Linked DNA regions of Homo sapiens: region 2 is linked to region 1. Evidence: chromatin loops called from intact Hi-C (ENCODE). Cell type or tissue: PC-9. All regions are shown on one strand. Links, peaks and the distances in the headings refer to the core of each region. The heading gives the core; the rest is flanking DNA. Region 1 has its middle 40 kb from the start of MIR4418. Region 2 overlaps LOC105376856 (a long non-coding RNA gene).

What was found. Peaks named below come from ENCODE experiments on the same cell type or tissue, not always from the same donor. Only the 100,000 strongest peaks of a DNase experiment are listed, where the experiment ranks them.
Region 2: a loop joins it to region 1, with 23 times the contacts of the local background. A loop is called at or near these places in 4 of 110 quality-filtered maps.

What each region holds. Positions count from the first base shown.
Region 1 is chr1:22,218,813-22,234,414 of GRCh38, reverse strand. No RefSeq gene overlaps it. Among named protein-coding and RNA genes, the nearest start is that of MIR4418, 40 kb to the left of the region's middle. RefSeq lists enhancers at 935-1,481, 1,482-2,030, 4,870-5,503. In PC-9, for the core only: no CTCF peak of the experiment used is centred there; DNase peaks (open chromatin) are centred at 1,894, 4,744 and 5,564; H3K27ac peaks cover 2,567 bases.
Region 2 is chr1:22,401,417-22,416,914 of GRCh38, reverse strand. LOC105376856 (a long non-coding RNA gene) reads left to right here. Exons shown (of 3, transcript XR_947058.2): 3 at 1-584. Among named protein-coding and RNA genes, the nearest start is that of ZBTB40, 43 kb to the left of the region's middle. In PC-9, for the core only: a CTCF peak has its summit at 148 (motif pointing right); DNase peaks (open chromatin) are centred at 164, 2,474 and 4,154; H3K27ac peaks cover 3,018 bases.

The sequences.
Region 1 (15,602 bases), core at 778-8,777:
TCGGGCTCCATTTCTCTGGGTTAAGCATTGCCCTGTCTGGGTAGTCTGGGTACAAGAAGCTGGGGGAGGCCCTGGGATGGAGCGGGAGAGCCGGGCAGAAGCTGGATGGGGCTGAAGAAGCCAGGAAGTTCTGGGACCCACTGCCAAAGAGCTGGGGAGCAGAGCGGGCGGGGAGGGCTGTGCATGGGGAGGTGCTGACCGCCTGCCCGCCTAGGGGAGAAGCTTCTGGAGGAATGTAAGCTATGAGGGAGAAGGGGGCAGGCAGGCCCGGGCAGTCGCAGCGTGGCCCCCTGGGGAAACTGGTGGGGGAGGGGGGACATAAGCCAGAGAAGACCCTGGTAGGGCCCTTGGCCTTGGCAGCTGCCCGCAAAGAAAGCAACCCCAGACTCATCCATCATGGGGGCTGGGAACCAAAGGGAGGGGGTACCTACTGGGGCCACGGCTGCCCAGCGAGGGCAGAGCCGCCCTCCCAGGGCTCTGCTGAGGCAGGGTGCTGGCACAGGGAAGCCATTGGGGTGTGGCAGCCAGAACTGGGTTCACACCCTGCCCAATCATTTCCTGGATGTGTGACCCCTTGGCATGGCACCTCCAGCCTGAGCCTCAGTTTCCCCTCCTGTAACTCCACCTCTCAGAGTCATGGTGTATCATACCCCGCGGGCAGTATCCAAGGTGTCTGGCCCATAGCAAGTGACAATTGGAATCATGATAATAAGAGCAGCCAGCCTCTACCGGGAGCTTCCCTAGGCTAGCACCGTGCTGTGCGCTTCCCATGGTCCCAGCCTTCAGCTTCTCAAGGCCCCTAGGAAGGGGCTAGCCCAGAGCTGCCCTGGATAGGAAAGAAAACCCAGGCACAGAGGTTCAGGGTGTTCCCAGGGTCACAGTACAGCAGTGAGTAGCTGGGAGCCTGGCCCTGAGCTGAGCTCCGGGCCCCTCAAGACAGCAGGCTCCTCAAGGGTGTGCCCCGTCTCTGAGTCTTCAGCCAGGAGCACAGGGAGCGGCAGACCACAGAGCTCAGTGGCTGCTGAATGAACAGAGATGCCTCCCAGATGTGCCGCCACCCCAGTGATCCCCCAGATTTGAGACCAGCTTGGTCCCCCACCTCCACCCAGGATCCAGGCCTCCATTGGCCAATGCAGACACAGCCCGTTTTGCCCCCACACCCAGCCTTGGCCCTGAGGGGCTATGGAGCTCAGGCACCCCGTCTCAAGCTCAGTTTCCCCACTTTGCTACTGGGTGATGGGAAGAACTCAGACGGGGTGGGAGCTCGAGGGGCTGCCTTCGGAACAGGAGCCAGAGGTGGGTGAAGGCGCTTCCTCCCTGGTGGGACTCAGGCCTGAGGACTCCCTACCACCAAATGGCTGCTTCTAAATCATCCTTACAAAATACAGAGATGACCCAAGAGTACCCGTCCCCCCAGCCCTTGGGGGACAGGGGGAAGCTGGCTGAGTAAAGACAGCCCATGGAGGGGGAGGAGAGGGCTGCAGGGAGTGAGAATGGGCAGGGAGTGACAGGGCTGCCCCCTGGTCATCAGGCCCCAGCCCTGCGTGCTCAAATGCACACACTTGAGCCCAGCCTGGGGAGGCCCTGCCAGGCCAATCTCTTCTCTCCGCATGCCCTTCCAAAGGCTGGAGCCCCAGGAGTCCTCACACCCCTGGGGCCTTGGGGGACCTCACAAATGCAGGACACAAACACAAGGCACTTTGCACATTTTATCCCATTTCCCCCTTCCATCCTCCTTGTAGGACAGGTGTATATTTCTCCCCATCTACTGATGAGAAAATCGAGCAGCCCAGAAAGGTGATGTAACTCACCCAGGGTCACATAGTAAGGAAGGAACAAAGCCAAGACCGTGACTCCTATCTGACCTGTCTGTCCTACCCCAAACCTGTATTCCGAGTACTAGAGAACTGTTTGTGACCTTTGGCTGAGAACAGTTTGTGACCACATGGCCCCTGCATCCTCCACCATGTGTACATGTGTCATGGGCTCTAGAACCTGGTCCCTGGGGAAGGAAAGAGCCATTTAGTCTCTCTGAGTCTGAGTGATGATGAAGATGGTGGTGAAGGAGGAAGGAAGTGCTCCAGGGCTAGAACAGCGGTTCCAGGTGCATGGTCAGAAAAAGACGCTGAGACTCAAGTCAAGGGGACCTGGGACCATTCCCGCATTGATATTCACAGGCTGTGTGGCCTCCAGCAAGGCACTTTCCCTCTCTGAGCCTCAGTTTTCTTGAGTGTACAGTGGAGGTGAGAATGCCTCCCTCTAGTGTTGACTTGACATGAGGGTCCAGGGACACCCATCATGCTGAGTATGTGGCACCCACTAGGTGCTCAATAATGGCTTTCTGTGTCCCCTTCCTCCACAGGATGTGAGCCCAGGACAACCTTTGTCCAAGCAGGTGGTCTTTCTGGGTGCCAAGAAGAATAGTAGGGAACTTGGTTCTGGTAGCATCCATGGCACTGCCCCAACTTCCAAAGCTGCTCAGCAAAGACTCACTGGATGTCCTCAGACCGGCCCTGGCACTGGGACAGGAGGGCAGGTAAAGCCTGCGTGAATCCCTGTGACAGCACAGGGTCTGCGGTTCCAAGCAGCCAGCCCATGAATGGGGACTGTGTTTCCTCTGAGGGGCTTCCTGGAATGACAGCAGTACCAGCTATCTCTGGAAGCCTCTGAGGAGCTGGGGGACCATGAACCCAGACATCCCAGGGTTGGGAATCAGGGGCTACTAGCCACAAGAGCCAGCCCACCCATTCCCATGTTGTCTGGTCACCTCACAGCAACCGCCAGAGATATGCAGCCCCTTCAGGGAATGGGGGCGACTGGAATTAAGTCTGGGGAATCATCTCTGGACCTCCAGGGCCTCGAACTGTGCCTGAGACCCAGGATCTGGGAGATGATGGGTGGATGATGGATGGATGGATAGATGGATGGATGAATGGTTGGATGGATGGATACATGGATGGGTGGGTGAATGAATGGGTGGATGGATATATGAGTGGGCAGATGGATGGATGAATGGATGATGGATGGATGAATGGATGGATGGATGGATGGGTGGATGGGTGGATGAATGGATGAACAGATGGGTGGGCAGATGAGTGGGTGGATGATGGGTGGATGCACAGATGGATAGATAAGTGAACGATGGATGGGTGGGTGTGTGAGTGGGTGGATGGGTAGATGGATGGGTGGGTGGACAGACGGGTTGGTGGATGGGTAGGTGGGTGGATGGGTGAATGGATGGATGGATGGATGGATGGATGGATGGATGGATGGATGAACAGATGGGTGGGCAGATGAGTGGGTGGATGGATGATGGGTGGATGGACAGATGGATAGATAAACTATGGATGGGTGGGTGGGTGAGTAGGTGGATGGGTAGATGGATGGGTGGGTGGACAGACAGGTGGGTGGATGGGTAGGTGGGTGGATGGGTGAATGGATGGATGGATGGATGGATGGATGGACGGATGAACAGATGGGTGGGCAGATGAGTGGGTGGATGGATGATGGGTGGATGCACAGATGGATAGATAAGTAAACTATGGATGGGTGGGGGGGTGAGTAGGTGGATGGGTAGATGGATGGGTGGGTGGACAGACGGGTGGGTGGATGGGTAGGTGGGTGGATGGGTGAATGGATGAATGGATGGATGTGTGAATGATAGATGGACAGATTTTAGTTCTGAAAATCCACGTTTTGAACATTTCTGTGGCAGCAGCTGTCACTGCCCATCTATACCCACTATCCCATTTCTCACTGCAAATAACAAACAGTGACTCTGCCTCTACAGCCGCAGAACATACTGGCCCAGAAGTGCCTGAAACAGCCTTCAGCCAAACACAGATGAGAGTGGAGGAAAAATAACCCAATTTCCTCCCCTTTGGAGGGGCAATGCTGAGGCTTGTTCTGTCCCTTCTCCCAGACTTCCCCAGGGGTCTGTGCCCAGCTGGCCAGAGTGCTCACCTGCTGACCGACACACCCTCCTCTTGTTGGCCTCTTTCCCTTCCTGTCTCATTTCCTGACTCATCAATCTGGACATTAGGAAATCAGCTCCCAGGTAAACTGTTTGCACTCAAATCCTTGACTTGGGGTTGGCTTTTGGGGGACCCAGCTTAAGACAACTACCTCTGCCTTTTGCCTGTTCTAGGACCTTGGACGAGTCATTCCATTTCCTGTGCCTCAGTTTCCTCACCTGTAAAATGGGGACAATTATTTAATGTTCACAGCACATCCATGTGGTTGGCACCAGGCAGGGTCCACCATGTGCCCCGCCTCACACTGGCACTGAGGGCACAGAGAAGATCAGCCCCAGTCCCTGCCCTGGAGGAACTCACCAACGACAGTGGAGAGGGTGGGTGCGAGTCCAGGCCACTGGGTTGGAAGACCCAAAGCCAAATCCTAGCTCTTCATATCTTCGCTGGGTGCCCCTGGTCAAGCGACACTTCACTCTATGCCTCAGTTTACTTTTCTGTCAAGTGGGGAGAGCACCAGAAACCACTTCATGGGGCTCTTGTGAAGAGAAGGAGAGAGAATGCAAGAGAAGTGGTCAGTACACGGCCTGACACACAGTGTGTAACAAAGGGAAGGCAGTGCTATTGTCATCATTGTCAAGAAGGAAATGCATAAAGTCATGCAAAATGTGAGCTTGTGTAACTGACAGTTCAGTTAGAAAGAGAGGGAGAGAGTCAGTGCCCTGGGAGGTCAAAGAAGAGAGTCATTAGGTGGCCTGAGAATGAAGCTGAGATAAGGAAAGCCTCATGCAGGAAAAGAATCCTTGCTGGCCTTGAATTTCACTCTTAGTCATGCACGGAAATTCCCAGCACCTGAAATTTTACTCTTAGACATGCATTCCTTTTGCTTAGCCATTGCTGTCCCAGGCCTTGAGCTACACCACCTTTGTCCCCACCCCACAACCTATGCTCCCACCACTTTCCCAGAGGGCCTCACAGTTTCCCTGGCCTTGCCATGCTGTTCCTTCTACAGGCGGCTGTGCCCTCCCCCCAGCTAAAGCTGTGGGAGGCCTTTCTGAAGCCCATTCACAGCGATCCTCTCTGGCCAGTGTGGCATGAATAGGCAGGGGGGCTGGACCAACTGCATCATGCTCCCCGTGGGGCTTGGTAAAAATGCAGGGTCCTGGGCCCTGCCTTCTCAGATTTTGTCTGGGATGGGGTCCAACCAGATTAGAAAACCACTTATTTGGCCATTCATACATGCCATATTACATATGGAGAAACTGAGGCCCAAAGAGCATACACAGGAAAGTGCCCAGACCAGAGTTTCTAATTCCCCATCAAGCCCCCACCTTCCCCTCTGGGATAAAAGCTGCCTGGTGTGGGCTTCAGCACAGCCCCCTCTGGGTCCCGCTTCAGGTGTCCCATCTGCCAGCCACCCCTGCTCAGTCTAGGGGGGGGTCACAAAGCTCCCATGGGGCCGCCAGGTGTGCAGCCCCAAAATGCCTCCAAGAGGCTCTGCCAGCGTTTGGCAGGTGACAGGACTTGGGTGCGGGGGTGGAGAGGACCCAGCCTTGAGTATTTAAATATTTGCTTTCTTACAGAATGGCATTCTTCAGAATATCAGCCAATTTGTATAGAATTAGTCAGTGCCTGGCCCCCCAGCTGCAGCACCGGGACTCCAGGGAGGAGGAATGTACCTGCAGCCTCGCCTGATGCGGAGGCTCCGGCAAGTCCCAGCACAAGATTCGCCTGCCTGCCCACGACCAGGAGGGGAGGCAGGTAGCAGCAGGGCAGACATGGATCCCAGCCACTCCTGGGCAGCCTGTGCCCCACACCAATCATAAGCTGCAGCTGCCAGAAACTTGCTCAGGAACAGCAGGGGTGAGGCCACTGACTTCACACATGTGCACGCACTCACACTCACACTCACACACATCCTGGCTGAGCAAGCCCAGGGCCAGCCCTGGCCCCTGGGTCCATGTCCCCATGGACCAGCCCAGGGACCCCTGGAAAGGGGCAAGAGATAACTGGCTGAACTCTCTGCCAGAGTTCCAGAAAAAGCCGCAGAGGTTATGCAAGAGCTAAGTTCAAATCCCAACACTACCTCTTAACTTGCTGTGTGACCTTGGACAAGATGCTTTACCTCTCTGGGCTTCACTTGCCCCATGTGTAAAATGGGAATCATAAAGTGCTTACCTGCAATCACGTACACGAATGTGCTTTCGGACACTGAAGTGCTGAATGCGCTGGGAGTCAAAGCCGTGCTACTGAGACTTCCAAACAGGTCGTGCCTCCTCTGTAATGTGCGTGTTTATGTTGATTCAATTAATAAGCACTTAGTGAGCACCTACTATGTGGTGACTTTGAGGACATTATTTCTGCTTTCTGGGCCTCAGTATCTCCACTTATAAAATGGACAAGTTAGAACACAGCCTCCAACACTCCTTCTGTAACTACCATGTTATGCATCTACAATAATCATTCATGTAAAATTCTCTCACTACTAACTAAGAGGAAAGGTAAGAAGAAAGAAAGAAGTTCTTGGCCAGGCGTGGTGGCACACATCTGTAATCCCAACACTTTGGGAGGCCGAGGTGGGCAGATCACCTGAGGTCAGGAGTTCAAGACCAGCCTGGCCAACATGGTGAAACCCCACCTCTACTACAAATACAAACATTGGCCAAGTGTGGTGGCGGGTGTCTGTAATCCCAGCTACTTGGGAGGCTGAGGCAGAATTGCTTGAACCCCAGAGGCAGAGGTTGCGGTGAGTGGATATTGTGCCACTGCACTCCAGCCTGGGCGACAGAGCGAGACTCTGTATAAAAAGAAAGAAAGAAAAAGAAAGAAAGAAAGAGAGAGAGAGAGAGAGAAAGAAAGAGAAAGAAAGAAAGAAAGAAAGAAAGAAAGAAAGAAAGAAAGAAAGAAAGAAAGAAAGAAAGGAAGAAAGGAAGGAAAAGAAAGAGAAAAAGAAAGAAAGAAAGAAAGAAAGTTCTTGAGAGGGCAATGTCCAAGCAAAAGGAATGCATATCTAAAAGTAAAATTTCGGGTGCTGGGAATTTCAGTGTAAGAATGAGAGTGAAAATCAAGGCCCCTAATATTATTTTCCTGCAAGTCTACCGCCTGTGTGGGCTTGGTGGGTTATTGAACCTTTTCCCCCTTAGTTTTTCATCTGTAAAAATGGGATAATAATACAGGTTTCACAGGGCAGCTTTTGGTGTCAAGGGGAAGCATATCTGTGATTCACAAGTTGAGCAGGATCATCCCTTTTCAAGTTTTTCTCCTTCTTCTTCAAGTAACTCTGTCCTTTCCCATTCATTCATTCACTTACTCTGCACATGCACTGAGAACCATGAATCACTGGGTATTATTCTTAGAGGGGGTTATGGCCAGGAGCCCAGCGGACGGGGCCCCTGCTCTTCAAGGTCTCACTTTCCAGTCGGAGGAGACAAGGAAAGGCAAGAAATAAAACTGAGACACGGGGTGACATGACAGAGTGGGACCATGGGGCCTTGGGGGAAGTAACATTGCAGCTGAGATCTCAGTTATTTTGTTGTTGTTGTTGTTTTTTATTATTGAGACGGAGTCTTGCTCTGTCACCCAGGCTGGACTGCAGTGGCGCAATCTCAACTCACTGCAACCTCTGCCTCCTGGGCTCAAGCAATTCTCCTGCCTCAGCCTCCCAAGTAGCTGGGATTACAGGCACACACCACCACACCCAGCTAGGTTTTGTTGTTGGTTTTTTTCTTTTTGGTTTTTGGGTTTTTTTGTTTTTTGTTGTTGTTGTTGTTGTTGTTTAGTGAAGACAGGGTTTCACGACGTTGGCCAGGCTCGTCTCAAACTCCTGACCTCAGGCGATCCGCCCACCTTGGCCTCCCAAAGTAGAGATCTCAGTTACAAGCAAGAGCAGCATGCAAGGATCAGGGGAGAGAATCTCCAAGCCAAGGGGAAGTCTGTACGAAGGTCCTGAGGCAGGAAGCAGCTTGGGGAGCCTTAGGATCCGAAAGACAGGTGGCTGGAGCTTGTCAAGTGAACAATGAGGTTAAAGAGGAAGCTCACATCAGGCCTTGGAGGTGGTTAACCGCTGCCCCCAACAGGTCTTCATTCTTGCCAGCATCTCCTTCACCCATTTCCTTGATGGCACAAGGCCCAGGACCCAGGCATCAAAGACCACCGTCTCCTCCAAGGAAGCAGGTCAAACACTCCAGATTCTCTCACGGCCATCTTAACTTTCCCTGGATTTATGAGCACTGTCTCTTTTTCCCAAGGATGAGAAGCCCCATGCCGGGGTGGGGAGAGACCCTGATGAGTTTCCTCCTAGGAGCGGGGATGCCGTGGGCAGGAATGTGGGCCCCTCTGGGAGCCTTTCAGGCCAAAGTCAGATCTTGAAAAGGCTCAGCCCCACGGGTGGGGATTAGACAGGCTGCAGGGAAGGACTGGGATTACAGCAAATCCCTGAATCACAAAGCCAGGCAGGGCTCCCCCTGCCCTCGCTGCTGCCCCGGAAAGCCCCCTCAGCTGACCCCAACCCCAGTTGGGGGCTGAGCCTTTGTCCCTTCCTGTCCATCAGCTCAGAGAGCTAAGGAGGTAAGACTTCAAGCCAAGGCCCTGGGGACTAGGAGGTCCCAATACGGCCACCCCAACCCTTTTTCTTTCTATCTCATGACCTGAATGCTAGTCTTTCCCTCAAAGGTTTCCAGGCCTATAACCTCGAAAGCAGTGTTCATCCTACAGCCAGATGTGACTCCTGAGCAGCCCAGTTTTCACCCGGCATACACCCTATTCCAAACTGGAAGATTTTTCTGTAAGGTCTAATATACAAACATGTGTTCAAGTCATAAATCTACACTCAATGAGTTCTCACAAACTGAATGCATTCATGTAAGAAGCACTCAGAAACCCCCTTCCGGCCCCTCCTGGCCACTCCATCCGGGCCTGCCCAAGGAAAACCACTATCCTGATTTCTATTATTATAGATTGGCTTGGCCAGTCTTTGTATTTTATATGAACGGAGTCACACAGTATGTGTTGTCTGGTGCAGCTTCTTTTGGTCAAGATGTTTGTGAGCTTCATCCACACTGTTGTCTGTAGTGATGGTTTGTTCCTTCTCATTGCTGTATACTATTCTATCCTGGGACTATATCATAATCTACTGTTGATGGGATTTGAGCCATTTCCACAAAAATGAATGCATTCATTATTTGCTGCCGCATAACAAATTATCCCACAAACAACAAGAAATGTTTATTATTTCATCATTTCCAGGGTCAGGAATTCAGAAGCAACTTACGGAGTGGTTTTGACCCAGGTCTCTCCTGAGATTGCAGTCTAGCTGTCAAGCAGGACTGCAGTCATCTGAAGGCTTGACTGGGGCCGGGGAGAGGGGAGAGATCTGCTTCCAATACAGCTCCCTGCCATGGCTATCGGCAGGAGGCCTCAGTTCCTTGCCAGGTGGGCCTCTCCATAGGACTGCTTGAGTATCCTCATGACATGGCAGCTGGCTTCCCCCAGAGTAAGTGAAGCAAAAGAGAAGAAGGAGGAAGCCACAATGCCTTCTGTGACCTAGTCTTGGAAGTCACACACATCTGCCATATTCTATTCATTGGAAGTGAGTCACTAGGCCCATACTCAAGGGGAGGAGGATTAAACCACCTCCTGAAGAGACTATTAAAGAATGTATAAACATATCTTAAAACCATCACAACAAACAAATCTTTTTTGCATCAAGTTCAAGGTCCCTGGTCCTGGGGAGTGAGGCTGACATTTCCTCCTCCAGTTCAACCAACCCTGAGGGGACGATGGCTCCATGGGAAAGGCATGCTCAGGTTCTGGTCTCAGCTTGGCCAAGACCCTCTCTGAGCCCCAAGTTCCTCCTCTGAAAAATTGAGATAACAAGAGTGCCCACTTAGGGCACTTTGGGGGCTAGAATTCCCCAGAGAAGTCATTTGTCCCTGAATTCCATTCCCTGACGGCACTTATTTTATAATCTTTAGTGTGAACTCAAGACAAAGGCTTTTAGAAGATTCAAAATAAGTCAGGCAAATCTTCTTGCAGAAACTCCCCTGTCTTTCCTGCCTCCCTTAATGGCCCCACCCACTATCCTGCTTCCAGTCAATGCACCTGCTGTGGAGCTGAGACCTCAACCACGTGGGACCCAAACTCCCCGTGGACCCTGCTTGTGCCCAGATGCCAGCCTGGCTGTCCACCACTCGGTCCTTCCTCTCAAGCACCTGCTTTTTGCCAGGCACTGTGTAGATGCCACCAACACATAGCAAAGGCAAGAACACACCTCCTACCTTGCAGAGCCGACCTATCAACAGAGAAGGCAAATATGGTGAGAATTGCTGCAAGGGCCGAGGACCAGTGCATTGAGAGCTGAGACCTGGGCACCTGGTCTTGCCAAGGTAGAGAGGTGGGGAGGGGAGGATCCCTGGAGCTGGTCTCTGAGGGCTGAAGCCCAGGAAGGGGACCAGGAACCTGGCATTAGAGAAGAGACAGCAAGAGTCACTGTAGTGCCACCCGAGGCTGGAAAGGTGGCAGGGCCCAGACCCCACAGCTGACAGGCCAGGTGCTTGGGCTCTAGCCTGAGGGCAGGGGAGGTTGCAGACACGTTTTAAGCCAAGAAATAATGTAACTCGTTTTGTGTTTTTAAACTTGCAAGGAACACATTCTTCAGCACGTTCCTGGTTCCCCTAGAAATGCTGGCCGTTCCTGCCTGGCCAAGGAGACATCCACGACAAGGGAACCCGTTCCTGGACTTTTCCTGGCTGTGTAATCTAAGCCAGGTCGCTTATCTACTCCGTGCCTTGATTTCCCCAGCGGATAAGATCGACCCTCCAGGGTTTCCAACTGAAACCAATGGGGAAAATATACTGAGCCCCTGCCTGGGTGCCTGGCATATGGACTGTGTCACAGATGACAGGCCTCACAGCCCCCCAACCCCAGCTTGTCTCCTCTGCCCCATCCTCAGAGGCTTCCGGGGCACCAGAATGGATTCCTCTTCCCCCACCCTGCCAGTGCTTTGGCAAGGAGGCTTCTGTGCATGGCTTCACGTCCTGTCCTGTTTGTTCCTCCTGAGTCACCCACCCTCTTCACCCAACTCCCAGGGACTGACTGTGCGATGGTATCACGTGAATTCAACCAGTTCGACTCCAAGCACATCTGCCAGGCTGTGGAAGGAAGGCATCGCTGAAGATAGAATTATTCTGGCCCACTCACCACTGCTGTCATGTTTTAGGGCCTCAGTCAGTGGCAGGCACTGTGCCAGGCTCTTGATCTGTGTGATCACCTTTAATCCTCACAATAACCTGGGATTTAACTCCATCTTCCAGGAGAAGAAACTGAGGCTCAGGAAGAGATACCATATTTGCTCAAGGTCACATAAGAAGGCTCAAGCCCAGGTTCACCTGCTTTGAAACATCAATCTATCACACACACACACACACACGTGTGTGCTCATTCATGCACCCACACACACCACTGCCACCATCACTCTGGCTGGCTGCTATACTATCGACCGCTTACTCTGCGTCTGACCCTGTGCTACGAGGCTCCTTTGGACGATCTCATTCAATCCCCGCCACAAGCCATTAAGATAGATCCTACATCATTGCCATTTTGCAAATGGAGAAGATGAGGCCCCGAGAGGTGGAGTCACTGGCTAAGCTGGGCTTTGAATCCAGGATCTTCTGACTATACTGGGAGACTGCTTGTGAGGGATTGGTTCCCTTGGCCAATGCGACACAGAGGCCTTAGCACGCCTCCAAGCTGGGACACCTGGAACGCCGAGACTGTGGGTGGGTTCTACCATGACCTCCCCTCCAAGTCTTGCGGTGACTTGGCAGGGACCCCCCTAGCCTCACGCTACCTGGCTTCTGGGGCTCTTTCTGACCATGAGATCCCCACCCTCAGGTTCCTGGGCCCTGGGCTCTTCTTCTTTTCTTCTTTCACTCTGTGCCAAACAGGCTAAAAACACGCCAAAAATGAGCCCCTCTCGCTTTAGTGCACTCACATAATGTGTGGCAAAGAAGGCCGCATTAATCGCTCGGGACCCACATTTTTCAGTGACATTAATCTCTAGCCGGAAAAGCCTCTCTGGACGGTTCTTTTCAGTCTGAAGGCACTTAACGTTGGCCAGGAGAGCAGAAGGGGCCCGCCTGGAATTCCTCTCTAACTCCCAAACACCACACGCACAACCCAGCCCGGCCAGCTTCCCTGGTTATGACGGGGTGGGGGAGATGCCTGCAGGGGATGTGGGGGGACAGGGGGGTGGGCAGGGTGGTGAGTGAGCCATAGGTGTGCCGTGGGGCATGCATGAAGGTGAGAAAGGCTGGGTTTCAGCCCTTGCTTGTTCATATCCAGGCATCTGCTTACCTGAAGAATGTGCATCGATGTGTGTGTGTGTGTGTGTGTGTGTGTGTGTGTGTGTGTGTGTGTGGCGCATGCGCTAGGACACACATGCCAGTGACTGTGAGACACCTATGCGTGCCCATGGGTGTGCCCTGGCAGGTGTGTCTGTGTTTATGATTGAAAGTGTACAACTGTGTGAGAATATGTGTGCAGGAGGAACTGAGACTACGGCCATGGGTAGAGCTGGGTGTGCCACACTTAGGTGCATGTGTGATTTCGTGTACACATGTTGCTGTGAGCAAGATGGTACACAAATGTGTTTGCTGCAGCACACCAGTGCTTGGGAGCCATTGAGGGCATGCCTGACCCTGTGAGTGTGCACAGATGTGGGGAAGGCAGTGATCAGGTCTGGGGTAAGTGACAGGGATGTGGTGTCCCTCACATGTGCACACAATGCATTTTGACAGACATAGGTGAGCGCTGCAGGCTGGCCACTGCAGTGGAGAGACAGGGCTGGGACAGGTGCAAGGTGCTGGAGCCCATGCAGGGTGCTGGAACCCAGTTGAACCTGCACAAAGGAGCTGGCTGCACATCTCTTCCCAATTCCGCATTCAGCAACTTCACGCTGCGGGCTCGACATTGACCACAGTGGGAGTATTTACACCACGGGAATTGGCAAATGCCAAATCAGGGCTTGCTTTCTCGAGAGGGCCTTTTGTGAAATATTTGCCAGCACACCACTGAGCAAGACACAGCCCAACCCTATGTGTGCTGATTTTTCTTGTACTAAAGTGAGTACGTGTGTGCATGTGTGCACCCCAAGGTAGCTCCAAAATTGTGTGGGAGTAGCACATAAGATTAGAACACAGATTCAGAAAAAAGGGACAGAAGAGGCAGACGGAGGTGGCTTGAAGAGCATCGGTTTTGCAACACTCCAGAGAATGGATCCCTTTCTGTCTCAAGGGCTTTTTGTGAAATTCTCCAAAAAATAAAACAACTGCCAAAGAAAAACACTTAAACTCATATGAACGTGAGAATTGTCATGATCCTCTCTCAGCACTGAGCACTGTCAAACCAAACTGAAGTAAGACTCAGTGCTCCAGAGAGGCAGGGACACTCTGGGCCAGGCGGACTAGGACGGGGAGGATGGAGACAACTGTCCGAGGGGGAAAGGCTGCCAGGATCTTGAGAAGAGAACTGCGGTTTCCAGTCCTGTTCCCCCACCAGGTAGTTGTATGCCCTTGAACAAGTGGCTCAGCCTCTCTAGGTCTCAGTCTACTCACTGCAAAATAGGGTCTATAATACTGTCTTCCTAGGATTTTGCTGCGTGGATTAAATGCATGTAAATGGAACACAAAAACTAAGGGTTAGCAGAGCTCTTGTTAATGTAAAGTACATGGCCTAAGCAAGCACTTTAAATTGTCAATGTTGTTAAAAAGGCTGACTCTCAGGGACTGAGACAGGAGAATCACTTGAGCACAGGAGTTTGAGACCAGCTTGGACAACATAGTGAGACCCCTGTCTCTACAAAAAAATTAAAAAATTAGCCACACCTGTAGCCCCAACTATTCAGGAGGCTGAGACAGGAAGATCATTTGAGCCCAAGAGGTCAAGATTGCAGTGAACTGTGATTTCGCCACTGCACTCCAGCCTGGGCAATAGAGCAAGAACCTGTCTCTTGGCCGGGCGCAGTGGTTCACACCTATAATCCCAGCACTTTGGGAGGCTGAGGCAGGTGGATCACCTGAGGTCAGGAGTTCGAGACCAGCCTGGCCAACATTGTGAAATCCCGTCTCTACTAAAAATACAAAAATTAGCCAGGCGTGGTGGTGCACACCTGTAATCCCGGCTACTCGGGAGGCTGAGGCAGGAGAATTGCTTGAACCCAGGAGGCAGAGGTTGCATCGAGCCAAGATCGCACCACTGCATTCCAGCCTGGGGGACAGAGCAAGACTCTGTCTCAAAAAACAAAACAAAACAAAAACCCGTCTCTTTAAAAAAAAAAAAAAAAAAAAAAAAAAAGACTCTCTTCTATAGCAGGAGCACTGAGCCCCAGACTGAGAGAGCAGGAGAGGACGTAGCAGGTGACCAGGCCTCCAGCTGTGTCATGTTAAGACAATTCCTCCTGCTGCAATCTCCGTTTACCCTTCTGTACCCTTCAGAGAACGCTACCTGCCTCCCGTGGCTCTGGGGAGAAACAAAGAAGAGACCGTCTGGGCCCAGGATGAGAGAGATGCTCCCCTCCTCCACCAAAGGGGTTGGGGTCCAAAGAGTCATCATCATTGTCACCACTACTGAACATTCATGCACAAGCCACTCTGTGTTAAACATGTCATGGCTTTAAGTCACATGATTTTCTGTACAAGCATAGCTATTACCAGCCTCAGGCTACAGATGGCATAACGGAAGCTCAGAAGGGTCAAAAGACTTGCCCAGACCACGCAACTGAAAAGCAGTGAACCCAAGTCCGTGTGACACCCAGACCTGAAAGATCAGCCACTACCCTGTGGGAGTCCTAGACGGCCAGGGCAGAAGGACCTTGGACAACTTCTAGACCACCAGCCGGTCTGGGTACAAACCAAGCCTGGAGGAAAAGTGTTTCACCCAGCTGGAACAGTATGTGCAAAGGCCCAGAGGCAGAAGAGGAAAGGCCACTTGCTTGCCTGGATCAGAGAGTGAGAGGCAGCCTGGCTAGAGAGGGGATGGGGCCCAGAACCTAGCGGGGAGACAAACCTGGAGGCAGAGAGATCTGCTGGGAAGCAGCTGCATTGTCCAGGTGAGAGAGGGCAATGACTTGGGCCCAGACAGTGGCCAGGGAGATGGAGAGAGATGGACGATTCAAGAGAAGCTTGGGAGCCATCCGTCTCACAGGATCTGGTGATGGATAGAAGGCACGTTTGAGGCAGAGGGAGAAATCCAGGTTGAGACCACTGTTTGCAGCCAGGGAGACTGGGTAAATGGCAGTGGCCCCGAGGTGGGGACTCAGGATGAGGAGCAGGCAAGAACTTGAGTTCACTGGAATCTGCCCAGTCAGTGATGCCTATGAGTATCTGGGCGGGTTGGGGCGCTGCAGTCGGGGCTATGGGGCTGTGGTTCAGGAAGCAGGAGCAGAGATGCCAGAGGATCAGCCAGTGGAGCTGGAGAAAGGGATGAGCTTACCCGAGCAGAGTGGGTAGAATGAGAAGAGCTGAGTGACAAAGCCCTGAGGACCAGCATTCAAGAACCCGGCCGAGGAGAGCACCTCAGCCAGCCCAGCACTTCCACCTGCCGGACACCAAAGCACTTTACTTTGATCAACTCATT
Region 2 (15,498 bases), core at 1-8,000, 180 kb before region 1:
GGAGGTGTCAAGGGGCTGGACCGGTGAGGACAGGAGTCGAATGTGCCCCTGATCTCTGTCCCTCTCCTCGGGGCTGCAGCCCTTGTGACATCGAAGTGCCCCACCCCCTCCTTCGGCTTCCCTCGCTGCTGCGCAGAGGCCACTGGAGGGCGCTGTCTCCTCACACTTCTGGCTGAGCTCACCTCCGCTGTCTGAACCTCCTTTTGAGGCTGGAGAGAAATTGAGAGGCCTGGAGCCAGTGTCTGGGAGGCCTCTGGACACAGCTGGACCCACCGAGGCCACATGGGGTCAGTAGGATCTGAGCCTGTGGAAGGAGGTGCCAGAGCAATGACTAGGAGTCAAAGTCCTGGGCTTCAGGGCGAGGGCTTGTGGTGAGCTCTGGACAAATGGCTTTGTCTGTTCGATCCTCAGTTTTTGTATCTGCAGACTGTGGAGAGTGACCCACCTTATGGCACTGTTGTGAGAAGTGCTACAAATGAGAATGTACATGTGAGTGCTTCAAAGAACTCAGATGTTCTCCATGCCAGAGTGGGTTTTATTTATTTATTTATTTTTTGATGGAGTCTTGCTCTGTTGCCCAGGCTGGAGTGTGCAATGGTGCAATCTTAGCTCACTGCAACCTCTGCCTCCTGGGTTCAAGGAATTCTCCTGCCTCAGCCTTGCCGAGTAGCTGGGATTACAGGTGCACACCACCACACCCAGCTAATTTTTGTATTTTTAGTAGAGATGGGGTTTCACCATGTTGGCCAGGCTGGTCTCAAACTCCTAAACTCAAATGATCCACCTGCCTAGGCCTCAAAAAGTGCTGGAATTACAGGCATGAGCCATCTCACCTGGCTAATTTTTATATTGTTAGTAGAGAGAGGGTTTCACCATGTTGACCAGGCTGGTCTCAAACTCCTGACCCCAGATGATCTGCCCGCCTCTGCTTCCCAAAGTGCTGGGATTACAGGCATGAGCCACCGTGCCTGATCCGCCAGAGTAGGTCTTGATGGTTATCACCCTTGAAGAATCATCCAGTAACCCAAGGAGAAGATCATTTGGCTAGGGCCCCGTATGACCTTCAAACTGGCATAGGCACTGAACTGTTCCTTACGTTCTCACAACAGCCCCAAGAGGTATGAATTATTATCATCTCCATTTCATAGCTGGGAAAACCCAGGCTCAGAGAGGCGCCATAGCTCCCCCTGGGTCACCCAGCCACTGGGTGGCCTTACCGGAATTCAGACCCAGGTCTGTTTGGCTCCATAGACTTGCTTAAACTACTGGACTGTCCCGCACTGGCCCATGCCAAGTCAGGAAAGGGTTTGATGTGACCTACTAAAGTCCCTCGGGCTGAGGTTTCAGCTGAGTGTCCTTTATTTAGTCCTTTGGAGGTGTGGACCCGTATGTCTTTGGTATGGATCCACATTTCAGTGGGGTCAGTAACTCCCTGGATTGGTTTTGCCATTTTTTTTTCTCCCCTTGGACTTATACGCATGATTCTTCCCCCTCCCTGGGAAGCAGAGCTGGCCCTGTGACATAGGTGGCTTTACCTGCAGCTTGACCTCTTTACCTCTTTTTTTTTTTTTTTTTTTTTTGAGATGGAGTCTCACTCTGTTGCCCAGGCTGGAGTGCAGTGGTGCAATCTCGGCTCACTGCAACCTCTGCCTCCTAGGTTCAAGTGATTCTCCTGCCTCAGCCTTCCCAGTAGCTGGGACTACAGGCGCACACCACCACACCTGGCTAATTTTTGTGTTTTTAGTAGAGATGGCGTTTCACCATGTTGGCCAGGCTGGTCTCGAACTCCTGACCTCTCTCAGGCGATCTGGCCGCCTTGGCCTCCTAAATTGCTAGGATTACAGGCATGAGCCACGGCACCCGGCAACCTTCTCATATGAGTGGCAGATGGGTGGAAGAGGCTGGACTTATGTCCATTCACAGGCTCCCCACCCTGGTCAGGGTGCAGGGTATTTGCTGTGCTGGAGGACATACCTCCATGTTAAAATGCCCAGTTGAAGCCTTGTAGCTTTTTTCACTTCTTATTTTCTATCTTGATGAAAGATTGTGCTGTCGGCAGGGTTGTAGTTAAGTCGAAGTGTGGCTTTGTTTTCACAATTTCTGTTCACTTTCCTCCCACTCTTAGGCAGCTTGAGAAGGGTGGAGGGGTGGGGAAGGAGAGTGACAGTGGGTGCTGGAATCTCCCAGCCTGGGGGGTTCTTGAAGTTCCACAGTCATGGAATTGTGGCGCTGGAAGCGACCCTCCCAGGGCACAGAGGAGGCAACTGAGGCCCAGGGAGAGGACCCAGACCCTCCCAAGGTCGCCCAGCTAGTTAGCGACAGGCTGGGACCAGAATCTGCCTTTCTGCTGGTCCCACGCCAACACATTTGCTAAGTCACCCAAAGCCTGGAGTGTGGTTAGTTTAGAAAACTGAGACAAGGAGCCAGGGGATGGGACAGTGGAGCGGGGACAGGGAGGTGCTGACCTTGTGCTTTGAAAGCGCTAGTGGGGAGTTGCTTGTCTTCATCTGACGTCAGCCCCTGGACAAATAATGGCCACAGAAAGCAAATATTATGAGAGTCCTTGTGTAAACACGGAGCTGGTGTTTCAGTGTCAGAAATGGGCCGAGGACTCCAGGCTCTATCAGACCAGCTCCCCAGCGCTGCCTCTCAGCAAATGTACCTCTCCCTGCTGGGGAAGAAGGACCTTCAACAAAGATGGGGGGCAGAGTCCCCCTAAGAGGCCACAGTGGGGCAGAAAGGGAGAAGCTAGGAGGGTTCTGGGAGAACTGAGAAGATGCAGCATACCCAGGGACTAAATTAGTTTAGGGATGCAGGAAGAAAAACCTGTCAATTACCAGGCACCCATCCTGTGTCAGGCCTGACTGAGCCCTTTATAGACATTGTCTCATTTAATCTTCCCAGGAGCTCTAAGGGATAGGCATTGTTGTCCACATTTTGTAGATAAGTACATTGAGGCTCAGAGAGGTTAAGCAACTTGTCTGCAGTCACACAGGTGGGAAGTGATAGAACGGGGATTTGATCTCAAGTCTGTCTGAGTCCACTACCCTGGTGTGTTTTGCAGTCTGGACCAAGGGCCTTTCTTCATCAGAGTCACCAGGAAACCTTGTCAAAGAGGAGATACCCAGGCCTTGCACCAGCCTTTGGGGAGGGCCTGAGAGTGAGCATCTCCCAGGGAAGAGGAAGGAGGAAGGCTGCTAACACCTGGGAATAATCGCTCAATAGCAGGAGCAGCTAAATTTTTCCTTAAAGGGCTAGATACTAAATATTTTAGACTCTGCAGACCTTTAGTCTCTGTTGCAACTATTTGGCTCTGTTACCGTTGTGTGAAAGCAGCCACAGACAATACGTATGTGGATGAGGGTGGATGCATTCCAACAAAACTTTATTTACAAAGTGGCATGCTGGATTTGTCCCTGGTAGTTTGCTGCCCCTTGTCTATAGCATGCAAAGTGCCCCCATAGCCTGTCTCTCTGGTTGTCTTCCCAGCAGCCCTGTGAGGAGGGTATGATTTTCTCCGTTCTACAGATGAGGAGATGGAGGCCCGGGGAGGTTAGACATCCAGGGTCCCACAGAAAGTGGATGTCAGAGCTGGGAGTAGAATTAGACCTCCTGATCCCAGTTCAGTGTGCTGGAAAGTATGAGCCTGGTAAGAAGGTCTGGGCCAGGGAGATTGCTATTAAGTAATGAAAGCAGCCACCACTCACTGGGTACTTGCCATGTGCTGGGCACTGAGTCATGACCTCACATAAGCTGCTACCCAGATGTTGAATGTCATTGTCTCTGTCACATGGGGTGGTCACAGCCTCCCTGGGAGGTAGGAAGGCATCTGCAGCATGTCAAAACCAGCTTATCTCGGGTGCCCCAATACACCTGACATGTTACAGCTGCACCACGGGAAGGTGGAAGCTGCTGACAAGATGTATTTGCCTTTCCATTCGTGAGAATGTATGCATTCTCTCTCTCTCTGTCTCTTTTTTTCTCTCTTTTTCTCTCTCATTCAAAGACACACACACACACACACACACACACACACACACACACACCCCAGTCTCAAACAAACATCAAATAGACATGTGGTCACTTCAGTGACCTTCTTGTCCTAGGTAGGAGAATACAAAACACAAGGCCTGGAAATGACTCGTCTGGTTTACATGACATGTCCCTGCTGAGATCAGGAACCGGGAAACTGCCTGGTATGGGGAAAAGAATGCTGGACTTCCAGTTGGCCTGGATTCCGTACCACAGCCTGACCCTGATCTGCCGGGTGACTTTAGGTGTCACTCTCCTCATTTCTAAAATGGATGTCGCTTTCCTAATTCACAAATTGGGTGGGAAGTAGGTTTGTTCATTTGTTCAAGGCATTCATTTATTCATCCATTCACTTCCAACTATGTCGTAAGCACCTTCAGTGTGCTAAACACAGCTAGATCATTTGATTTGAAACTCTAAAGATTTAAGATGTGATCCTTCCTACGCCTGTTTAAGAGTTAGTACTTAAATGATAGGTCTTTTGACTCAAGGATGCCTTGTGCTAGGATTTCCCTCTAGGTAAAAAATTTATCTTTCTCCCATGCATAAAGTGGGCCTTGGCAGGCCAGGTGCGATGGCTAATGCCTGTAATCCCAGCTCTTTGGCAGGCTGAGGTGGGAGGATCACTTGAGTCCAGGAGTTTGAGTCCAGCCTGGTCAACATGGTGAGACCCTATCTCTACAAACAAACAAACAAACAAAAAAATTAGCCAGGCATGGTGGTGAATGTCTGTGGTCTCAGCTACATGGTAGGCTGAGGCAGGAGGCTTGCTTGAACCCAGGACGCAGAGGCTGCAGTGAGCCGTGTTTGCACCACTGCACTCCAGCCTAGGTGACAGAGCAAGACACTGTCTCAGAACAAACAAACAAAGTGGGCCTTGGCAAGAATATATTGCCAGCTCTGTGTGCCAATTTATTCATCCAGTCTTCCATCTATCCATTCTGTCCATCCATCCACCCACCCACCCATTCAGCCACCCATCCATCCATTCATCCACCCATCCATCCATTCAGCCACCCATCCATCCATTCATCCACCCATCCATCCATTCATCCATCTATCCATCCATTCATCCATCCATCCATCCATCCATCCATCCATCCATCCATCCATTTTTCCACATGAACCCTTGCATCCCTCCATGCAATCATCCATCTATTCAATCCATCCATTTATCCATCCACGTATTTATTAATCACTTCTATGTGCCTGGCTCAACTCTGTCCACTGACTCCAACCTCCAAGAAGGCCCTATGCCCATAGTCAGCTTGAGTTTGAGGCAGAGGTGATGGAAAGCTCAGAGTCTAGGTAGCAATAATTTCCGATTCTCAGAATCCAGGAACTCTCTGAAATGCCTTCAGGCACTTTGAGAGTAAGCGGAGCCGGAGACAGATCCGTTCAGGCTGCACACACCTCCCCTGTTTAGATGAAGCCCTTCCTCTTGGTTCTGCTCTAGCCTCTCCCTCCGTGAGAACACCTGAAGCCCCGGCCCTGGCCCTGTGTCAACTAAAAAGAATCCTACATGAATGGGTAAACAAACTGTGGCATATCCATGCAACAAAATAGTATACAGCTGTGAAAAGTAATGAGGCACTGACACGTGCCTCACCATGGCCGAACCTTGCAAACACTATGCTAAGTGAAAAAAACCAGACACAAAAGACCACGCATTGCATGATTCCATTTGTCAAAACAGGCAAATCCATAGAGACAGAAAGGAGATTAGTGGCGGCCGGGGGCTGAGGGGAGGAAAGAATGAGGGATGATTGCTAAAGGATACAGGATTCTTTTGGAGATGATGAAATGTTCTGGAATTAGTAGTGATGGTTGCACAACGTTGCGAATAGAAATCACTGGATTGTATACTTTAAAAGGGTGAACTGTATGGAATATAAATTATTTTGGAAAGATTTTAAAGTTATTAAAAACATTAAAAATTGAAAAAATAATATTTCCATGTGTTGTTATTATTATTATTATTTGAGATAGGGTATCACTCTGTCACCAAGGCTAGAGTGCTGTGGTGCAATCGTGGCTCATTGCAGCCTCAACCTCCTATGCTCAGGTGACCCTCCTGCCTCAGCCTCCTGAGTAGCTGGGACTACAGGCCTACACCACCGCACCCAGCTAGTTTTCTGTATTTTTTGAAGTTGAGGCTTCACCATGTTGCCCAGGCTGGTCTCAAACTCCTGGCTCAAGTGATCCTCCTGCCTCGGCCTCCCAAAGTGCTGGGATTATAGTTGTGGGCCATTACACCTGGCCTATGTGTTATTAAATATGCACCTCCCAGCCTTCTGGTGACAGAGTCAGGGAAGGTAGCACTGATGCTGTTTCCCAGTGGAGAAACTGGAATCTCGGAGGGGAGGGAGGGGCTGTCAGGCTGGCATTGCTAATTAGTGGCAGAGATGGGACAAGAAGCAGGGCCAGACTCTTGGTCCAGTGCTCTTTCCCTCATGTCAGGCTGCCTGATGAGCAGATGGCACTTCCTGAGCCAATCTCCAGCTCTGTCCATATCTGCCACCTTTAGTCCAGGGGCCACTGCAGGCACAGCTCACACTGGAGGAGGCTGTCACAACAGCTAATGGCTGCCATTTGAGGAGTGACGCTCAGTGCCAGGCACAGGGGCATCAGTGAGTGTGGTCTTATTTCATTTTCAAAGACCTCTGTCATGGACCTTGTTGAGAGTGCCAAACCCCTACTGCATGAGCACCCTGGTCTTTCCTGGGGCATCCTTAGTGAACATAGACTGGTGGGAGGTCATGGTACCCCAACCCTGGAGACCAAAGAAATGGGCAGGAGATAAGCATAGAACATCAATTGGGCCTTGAACATTGAGCTAGTGATGCAGAGGCTCAGGGGCCTCTGCAGTCCTGGCCATCACTGTGGCTGTGGCAGCCTGCACCCTGGGCTGCTCCCGCTTGCTCTAGAGTCTGCTGCCTTGATTGATGAATCATTCTTTGGCCTATTCTTCCATCACTCCTTGCATTCTATCTACTTTCTAGGCCTGGTCTTCCAGTTTCTTATAGGTTCTGTGAGCTCCTGATATCCTTTCATTAAATTCCCTTTTGCACTTGTCAGAGACAGTCAGTTTCTGTTGCTTGCAACCATTCACTCTGACCAATGCATCCCTATGAGATAGGAGATACTCTTACTTGGCCCATTTTACAGATGAGGAAATTGAGGCTCAGAAAGGTGAAGTGACTTGCTCAGGGCCCCCCAGATTACGAGTGACAAAGCCAAGATGTAAACCCAGGTCTGTCTGACTTCCAGAGACTGATCTCTCAACCTCTACTGAGAAACAAGAGCCAGCAAACCTTTCCTGTGTGTTTCCTATAAGCCAGACCTTGAGCCGGACAAATCCTCTCAACAGCTCTATTAGGGAAGAATTGTCCCACTTTTAGAGGTGTGGAAAATGAGGCTCAAGGAGACGATGTAACTGATTTATAGGTACCAGAGCTGAGATTAAAACTGAGGTTCATCTGGCTCCAAATCCCCATACTTTTATACAGAGGTAGGAACCAAGACCTGATGGTGGGTCTCCCTTCTTCCCAGTTGGTAGAAGTTCCCATCTCTGCTTTTGGCTCCATCAGCACCTCCTGCCAAGTCCTGAGGGGTAGAAACCTGACTCTACCCGTTAACACTTGGGCTCAGGGATTCAGCAGCCACTGGGAGGAATCCTGCCCCATAGCCCAGGTCCTCTATAAATCAGGGGCCCAGGAAGCCACAACACTGATAAATATTTATGTTGCCTCTAAGAAAAATATGTCTCACTTGATATATTTTCTTTGTGAAAAGGCAGTAAATGGCAAGGCCCCATTACTTTTCATGAGTCTGCCAGAGCTGTAAAGATGCCCCATCCCAGCTGGGGCTGGGGGCCAGCCTGGTACCCCTTGAGAACCACCAAGTCTGTGTGTCTCAGGCTGCAGCACCAGGTCAGAGGATGTCATTTTTCTTGCCCTCCTGTGAGCCACTGTCAAGACTCTGAGAAGGACCCAGTGGGCAAGCTTGGGGGAGGATTTCTGTCCAGAAGGGCATGGGGCCGGGGGAATGGAAGGAATGGAACCCCAGCCCCGATTCCTCCAACAGCCTCCAAACCAACCCTAGAGCAAATCCCAGGGCCATTCCCAAACCAGCTTCAAGCCAGGCTGGATACACATCAGCACCCACCTCAAACCCTCCTTTTAGCCCTCATCCCAGCTGGACCTGGGCACCAGCCCCAGCTCTAAACACCATCCCACAGCTGCGCCAGCCCCATCCACAGTCCAAACCAGACATCAGCTCTATCCCAAGCTAAACTCAACCTCTGCCAACCCCAGGCCTAACCTCAAACCCACTGCAGCTACAGCCCAGTCCTAAAACTCAAACCTAACCCAGGCCCTGAATCCTGCTCCCAGCTATGCTGTAACCTCAGCCTGAGCTTTCCCCGGAGCCCCAAGGGCAGCCAGTGACATGCTCTGGTAGGGGCAGAGGGGTCACCAGATGGCTTTCCTGTGCTCAGTCTGGAAAACCTCCTTTGGCTAATTCAGCAAATATTTGCTAACGACCCCATGCATGCCAGGCTTCTTCTAAGTACCGAGGATGCATCTGTGAAGATGAACATTGCCTTGTACAGAGAGGAGAGCCCTGCCCCTCTCCCAGCCTCCCAGGTCTGAGACCTCCCCTCACCCTCCACCCCCTCTATTCTCAGCCCTCTCCTCCGGTGGCAGGAGGCTTGGGCTGTGCTCTAGACAGCCACGATCTCACTTGGTAACTCAGGTAGTCTCCCTCCCTCTGAGCCTTGAACCTTCATCTTCATAATGGACAGTGAGAGAGGGAGGGTTGGACCAACTGGACTTTGAGGTTCCACCTGCTTGTGACCTTCTAGAAATCACTGACCTGTGGACAAAGGTCAATATCTGACTGCTAAACAGATGCTGGGTTTTCTGTCCTGGACCTTGGTGGTAAAGAGGAGGTGCTGGCATCACAAATGGAACAGATGGTCTTCTCTCTTCTCTGGATCAGGGGTAGGGGCTAGAAAGCACAAGCTCTCTCCTCAACCCCAACCCAGAGCCATATGGCCCAAGGGGTCATGCAGCCCAGGTGCCATGGCCACTCTCCTCTCTGACTCTTCCCCCGTCACTGAGGATGACGTCTCAGAGCCACATTGTCTAGGCCTTAGCTTAAGTGCCTGGGCCGTGTCCTGGTCAGCTTCTGACCCCTGCCCCTCTGCTGCTGGCAACCCTCCCACCTCCATCCCTGGCTTTCTAAGTTTTCTGCCTCTTCTCCTTCACCCTCAGCCCCTCTTGTCTCTCCCACTCCTCCTTTTCTCTCCTGGGATCTTTAGCTCTTTTATGCATTATTTTTTTCAATGCCTCTGATTTTCTGTTGGCCATTCTCTGTTCCCTCATCTTCCTCCCCCAACCTGGTCATTTTATCTGCAGCATTTTTTCTTTTCTCTGTGTCTGTCTCTGTCTGTCTTTCTTTCAATTCTCTGCGTCTATCATTTGCAACCAAAAGAATGCTGTGGAAATGGGGCATCAGATACATGGCAGTTTAGGAAATGTGAGGAATGTTGCTTTCGGTGCTGAAGAAATTCTTGTGATTTCATCCCCACGAAGTTATGTTAAGCATCACTCTAGCGTCAGCTCGGTGACTTTCAACGCATTATTCCTTGAGGTTTATAATAAGACACATAATCTCATCGAATTCTCCCAGCTTTCCTGTGAGACAGGCATGTCCCCATTTCCTGGATGGGAAAAATGCTCTCAAAGTGGGGCAGTGACCTCTCGAGCAGGCAAGGAGCTGATTCCGAGTCTAGGGCTTTTCTTTGCTCCCTTCATGACATGGCGGACTGTGGCATCCACCCCAAAGCCTGGGAGGAATGTTTTTGGTTGATCTGGTGACGCACAGGGGTTTCTGAAGCTGGGGAGTAGGTGATGTTTCCCACCCACTCCAACATCTGCAATCACTGCAAAAACACAATGAGAATCAATACCCAATCCACCCCCACAAGGGCAGCTCTGTGGAGGATGTGGAGGAGAGGCGGTTGCTCTTCCAAGCCCAGGAACTTCCTAATGAAGAGAAGATCCATGGGGTGGGGGAGGCTGGTAAGGGAGGATAAGACCCTGCCAACTCCTACCCAAGGCTTTGGCACTCGGCTCAGAAACATGGCCCAATGAGGGAACACAGTCTGCTCAGGGGATAGGCTTTGGGGTTGAGTGCTGGCTGCCATTTGATTGCGCCTTAAGGAGAATCTCCATCTTCTTCTCTTTTTTTTTTTTTTTTTTTTGAGACGGAATTTTGCTCTTGTCACCCAGGCCTGAGTGCAATGGCTTGATTTCCGCTCACTGCAACCTCTGCCTCCCAGGTTCAAGTGATTCTCCTGCCTCAGCTTCCCAAGTAGCTGGGATTACAGGTGCCTGCCACCACGCCCAACTAATTTTTATAAATTTTTTAGTAGAGACGGGGTTTCACCATGTTGGCCAGGCTGGTCTCGAACTCCTGACCTCGGATCCACCCACCTCGGCCTCCCAAAGTGCTGGGATTACAGGCATGAGCCACTGCACCTGGCCAGAGAGTCTCCATCTTCTTACTGCAAAGTGGGTGTGCTGCCCCCACCTCCAAGTGTGGTGGATACGAAAGCCCTGCGTTAAATGTACGGTGTAGGACAGGTGCTCCCTGCTAATAACACCGTCCATTTACGTTGAATGCCAAGGACACAGCATTTAACAGAGTTCTCTGTTTACCTACTAACTCTGCAATAACTTTAAGGCTGTGTGATTCTCACCCAATTTTTAAAAGCAGTTTAACTTGAATTGTATTTATTCCACCATCTTGAAAACAAACAAACATGTGACAACTGATAAATTACTCATTCAAATAGGATTGTGTATAATTGAGATGAAATTGAATGCGGACAAAAGATAACAAATATTGGCCAGGATGTGGAGAAAAAGGAACCCTTATACACTGCTGATGGGGATGTAAATCAGTACAGCCATTACGGGAGACAGTATGGAGGTTCGTCCAAAAATTAAAAATAGACCTACCATATGATCCAGCAATTCCACTTCTGGGTATATATCCAAAGGAAATCAGTATATATCCAAAGGAAATCAAATGAAATCAGTATGCCGGAGAGATATCCGCACCCCCATCTTAAGTGCAACAGTATTCACAATAGCTAAGATACAGAATGCTAAGTGTTATCAGCAGATGAATGGGGCTGGGTGTGGTGGCTCATGCCTGTAATTTCAGCATTTTGGGGGCGCTGAGGTGGGCAGATCATTTGAGGTCAGCAGTTCAAGACCAGCCTGGTCAATATGGTGAAACCCCATCTGTACTAAAAATACAAAAATTAGCCGGGCGTGGTGGTGGGCGCCTGTAGTCCCAGCTACTTGGGAAACTGAGGCAGGAGAATGGCTTGAACCCGGGAGGCGGAGGTTGCAGTGAGCCGAAATCGCGTGACACAGTGAGATCCTTCTCAAAAAAACAAAAACAAAAACAAAACAAAACAAAACAAAACAAAACAAAACAAAAAAACAGATGAATGGATTAAGAACATGTGCTAAATACACACAATGGAATCCTATCCAGGCTTTAAAAAAGAACAGAATAACGTCATTTGTGGCAACATGGATGAACCCAGAGGACATTTTGCTAAGTGAAATATGCCAGGCATAGAAAGATGAATATTGTATGATCTCCTTACATACAGAATCTAAAAAAGTAGAACTCATAGAAGCAGAGAGTGGAATGGTGGTTACCAGGGGTTGGGGATTGGGGAGATGTTGATCAAAGGGTAAAAAGTTTCAGTTAAATGGAGGAATACGTTCTGGAGAGCTACCGTACAGCATGGTGACTATAGTTAATAATACGGTATTACACACTTGAAAATTGCTAAGTGAGTATATTTTAAATGTTCTCATCACAAAAAAAAGCTAAGTGTGTGAAGTGCTCAATATGCTAATTTGCGTGATTTAATCATCCCACAATGTATACACGCATCAAAACATCACACTGTGCACAAGATATCGATACCATTTTCAGTTGTCAATTATAACAATTTAAAAATGGGATGTGAAGATGGAAGTTGCATCGACGCTGGTTGGGTTGAGTAAGCTCTAGCAGTTGCCAGCAGTTTTATTGAATGAGTGCTTATCATCTGCCAGGAACTGTTGGGCTCTTTACATGCATTCTTCATCCTCACAACATACAGGGTTCATGTCCCCATTTTATAGACCAGGAAACTGAGGCTCAGACAGGCGAGGGAACTTGCCCACTATTGGGTGGTGGATCCAGGATATGAACCCAAGCAGTCTGGCTCCAGAATACAAATCCTTAACAACCATGCTCTATAATTTCGTGCTGAGAACTTTGCCCATGTGCTCTCATTTAGTCTCATAATAATTCTGCTAGATCAGAAGAATAATATCATAGCTAGCATGTGTGGGGTTTTGCTATGGAGCACAACCTGTCCCAAGCATAGTACTGGCATCATTTCATTTCATCCGAACAGTTCTGCAAGATATCCCACTTTTATGAATGAGGAAGTAGAAGCTCAAAAAAAGGGTCAACCCAACCTTAGTCTAGCACCCAGGCTCCTTAGCCTAGCATTTAAGGCATAGGAGGCTCCTCATGACCTAGCCCCTGCCTCCCTCCATCCCCTTCACCCTCAGCTTTCCAGCACTGTTTGCGTTTCTCCAGGAGCTTCCTGGTGTTTTATGCCTCTGAGCCTTTGCAAAGGCTGCTCCCTCTACTTGGGATACCCAGTCCTAGTGACTAACACCTACTTGTTCTTCAAGCCTAACTGGGATGTCACCTTCCGGAAAACCTTCTCTGATCGATTATGACTGGACTGGGTACCCTTGTTATACTCTCACGTCAACCTTTCTCTCCCACCCTCAATACACTGTGTCATAATCACCGCTTTGCTGGGCTGCCTTCCCCACTGGACCGGGAGCACCAGGAAGGCAAGGACCTGTTTGTCGCTTTCAACATTGTCTCCCTGGTTCCCAGTGCAGCTCCTAACTCCAGGAAATGCTCAGTGAGCACTTGTGTAAACAAATACATAAAATGCTTCAAAGTAGACAAAACTGCTAAATTCACTGGGTGCTTGCCCAGTGCCAAGTATTTGTTGGATATCATCTCATTTGATTCTGACAACACCTTAGGAGGTAGAAACTATCATTAACTCCATTTAAAGACAGGAAACTGAGGCACACAGAACTTAATTATTTGCCCAAGACCACACAGCTAGTACTGGTGAAGCTGAGATTCAAACCCAAATCACCTCACTCCAGCATTCCTACGCTGTCCTCCTTCTAAGGGGAAGTCAGACTTTGTGGAAAGGAGTGAACTCATGGTATAGTGATCAAAATATGATTATAGTTGATTATTCAAATGAACAAGTGCTTTTAGAAAAAATGAGCTAGAATAAAAAATCCTCAAAATGCTCAAAGCTGGGCAAAAAGCCAGGCACGGTGGCTCATACCTGTAATCCCAGCACTTTGGGAGGCTGAAATGGAGGATCTCTGGAGTTCAGAGGTTCAAGACCAGCCTGGACAACATAGTGAGACCCATCTCTAAAAAAAAAAAAAAAAAATTTGTTTTTAATTAGCTGGGTGTGATTGATAGTGCATGCTTGTGGTCCCAGCTACTCTTGAAGCTGAGGCAAGAGGATCGTTTGAGCCCAGGAGTTTGAGGCTGCAGTGAGCTGTGATCATGCCACAGCACTGCAGCCTGGATGACAGAGGGACAATCTGTCTTTAAAAAAAAAGTGGGCAAAATATGGGGAAAATCCCTCTAAAAGCTTAGCAAGGGCTACACCCCCAACCACGAAACACTGCAGATGTGGTCCTGATTGAAATGTGGATGTGTTGGAGGCATGGGCAAACTGGCCTTCTGCAGTGCTCTGGGCCCGAGGCAGCAGGACCGCTCCCAAGCCAGGGTGCTGGGGCTGGGCTGCTGGGGCTGGGCAGATGGCAGCTGAGTTCCACTTCTCGGGGCTCTGGGACTCCCTCCCCGTGCCATGGCCTCGAAGGTGCATGCTAACACTTGTGCAGGGGCACCGCGCGGCTGTCATCTGCCTGGTTTGAATTAGATGCTGGGCTCTGCAGAACCTCAGGCTCATTAGTGGTTTCATCGCCCAGGCTGGCGCCTGCAGGATGGTAACATTTTATGATTTCCTTGCTTTTTCTTTCTTTCTTATTTCTGTCTCTCCCCCACCTCCTTTCTTTATTATTTCCAATTTCCATCTCATGCCACAAAAATGTAAAGGCTGCCACGAGTCCTGCTGGGACATACTCACAGTCACCAGCACCCCACATGCTCGCCCCACTCACCACTGTCCTGGCAGCACACACACCAAGTGCCACAAGCTGTGGACCCACTGATCCCTCTCCAGGGGCAGGGCTTGCAGGGGAATGGGGCTGTCTGTTTCCCTGCCCCAGCCAATACACACATTCACAACCACTGCCACCTGCACTTCTCTGGGCACTCAAGGTGGCACAATAGTCAGGGCATTTCTGGAGTCTCTCTACCTCTGTATCCCCCACCCCAGTTTTGAACTCAATAAATTGAACACCATTTATTCTTTTACTTAGCAACTCAACCTTTTCTCACCTGCAAAATGGAATGGATGTAATAAGAATATTTGGCTGGGCACAGTGGCTCACACCTGTAATTGCAACACTTTGGGAGGCCGAGGCAGGTGGATTGCTTGAACCCAGGAGTTCAAGACCAGCCTGGGCAACATGAGAAGCCCCGCCTCTACAAAAATTATCCAGGCGTGGTGGCGCACACCATAGTCCCAGATACTTGAGGGGCTGAAGCAGGAGGATCACCTGAACCCGGGAGGTCAAGGCTACAGTGAGCCATGATCGTGCCACTGCACTCCAGCCTGGGCAACAGAAGGAGACCCTGTCTCAAAAAAAAAAAAAGAATATTTTGTTCTCTACCATTTATGTTAGGCTGAAAGGAGAGAGTGAGCAGCAGGTACTTATCCCAAACTGGGCACACAGTAAATGCTTAATAAATAGTGGGCATGATTATTATTCTGATGATGTCAGGGGCAGCCACTACCACTTTGAACATCTACCTCCGAGGATGCAGGCAAGAATAGATGAGAAGTTGAACTAGGTCAGCCTGCAGAAATGCTCAGTAAGGGGTATTCACACTCTTCATCACCATCACCATCATCATCATCATCATCACCATCTCTCACTATAATTTCTGTTATTCTTTCCCTGCATTCTCCTCCACAAAGGGTGGGAGACAGCATGGTAAGACCAGAGGAAAGAAGGCTAAGCAGACCGGGAGGAACTGTAATGACAAGCCGGAAGAGACCCTGGAAAATAAGAGATGGGACAAGTTAGGCGGGGCAGGGGTAGCCGAGAGGGGCCGGTGGGTGGGGGCTCGGAGGAGTGGGAAGGCAGTGGGCAGGAGGAGTTCATTTCAGATGATGGTCATTAACTTACATCACTCAGT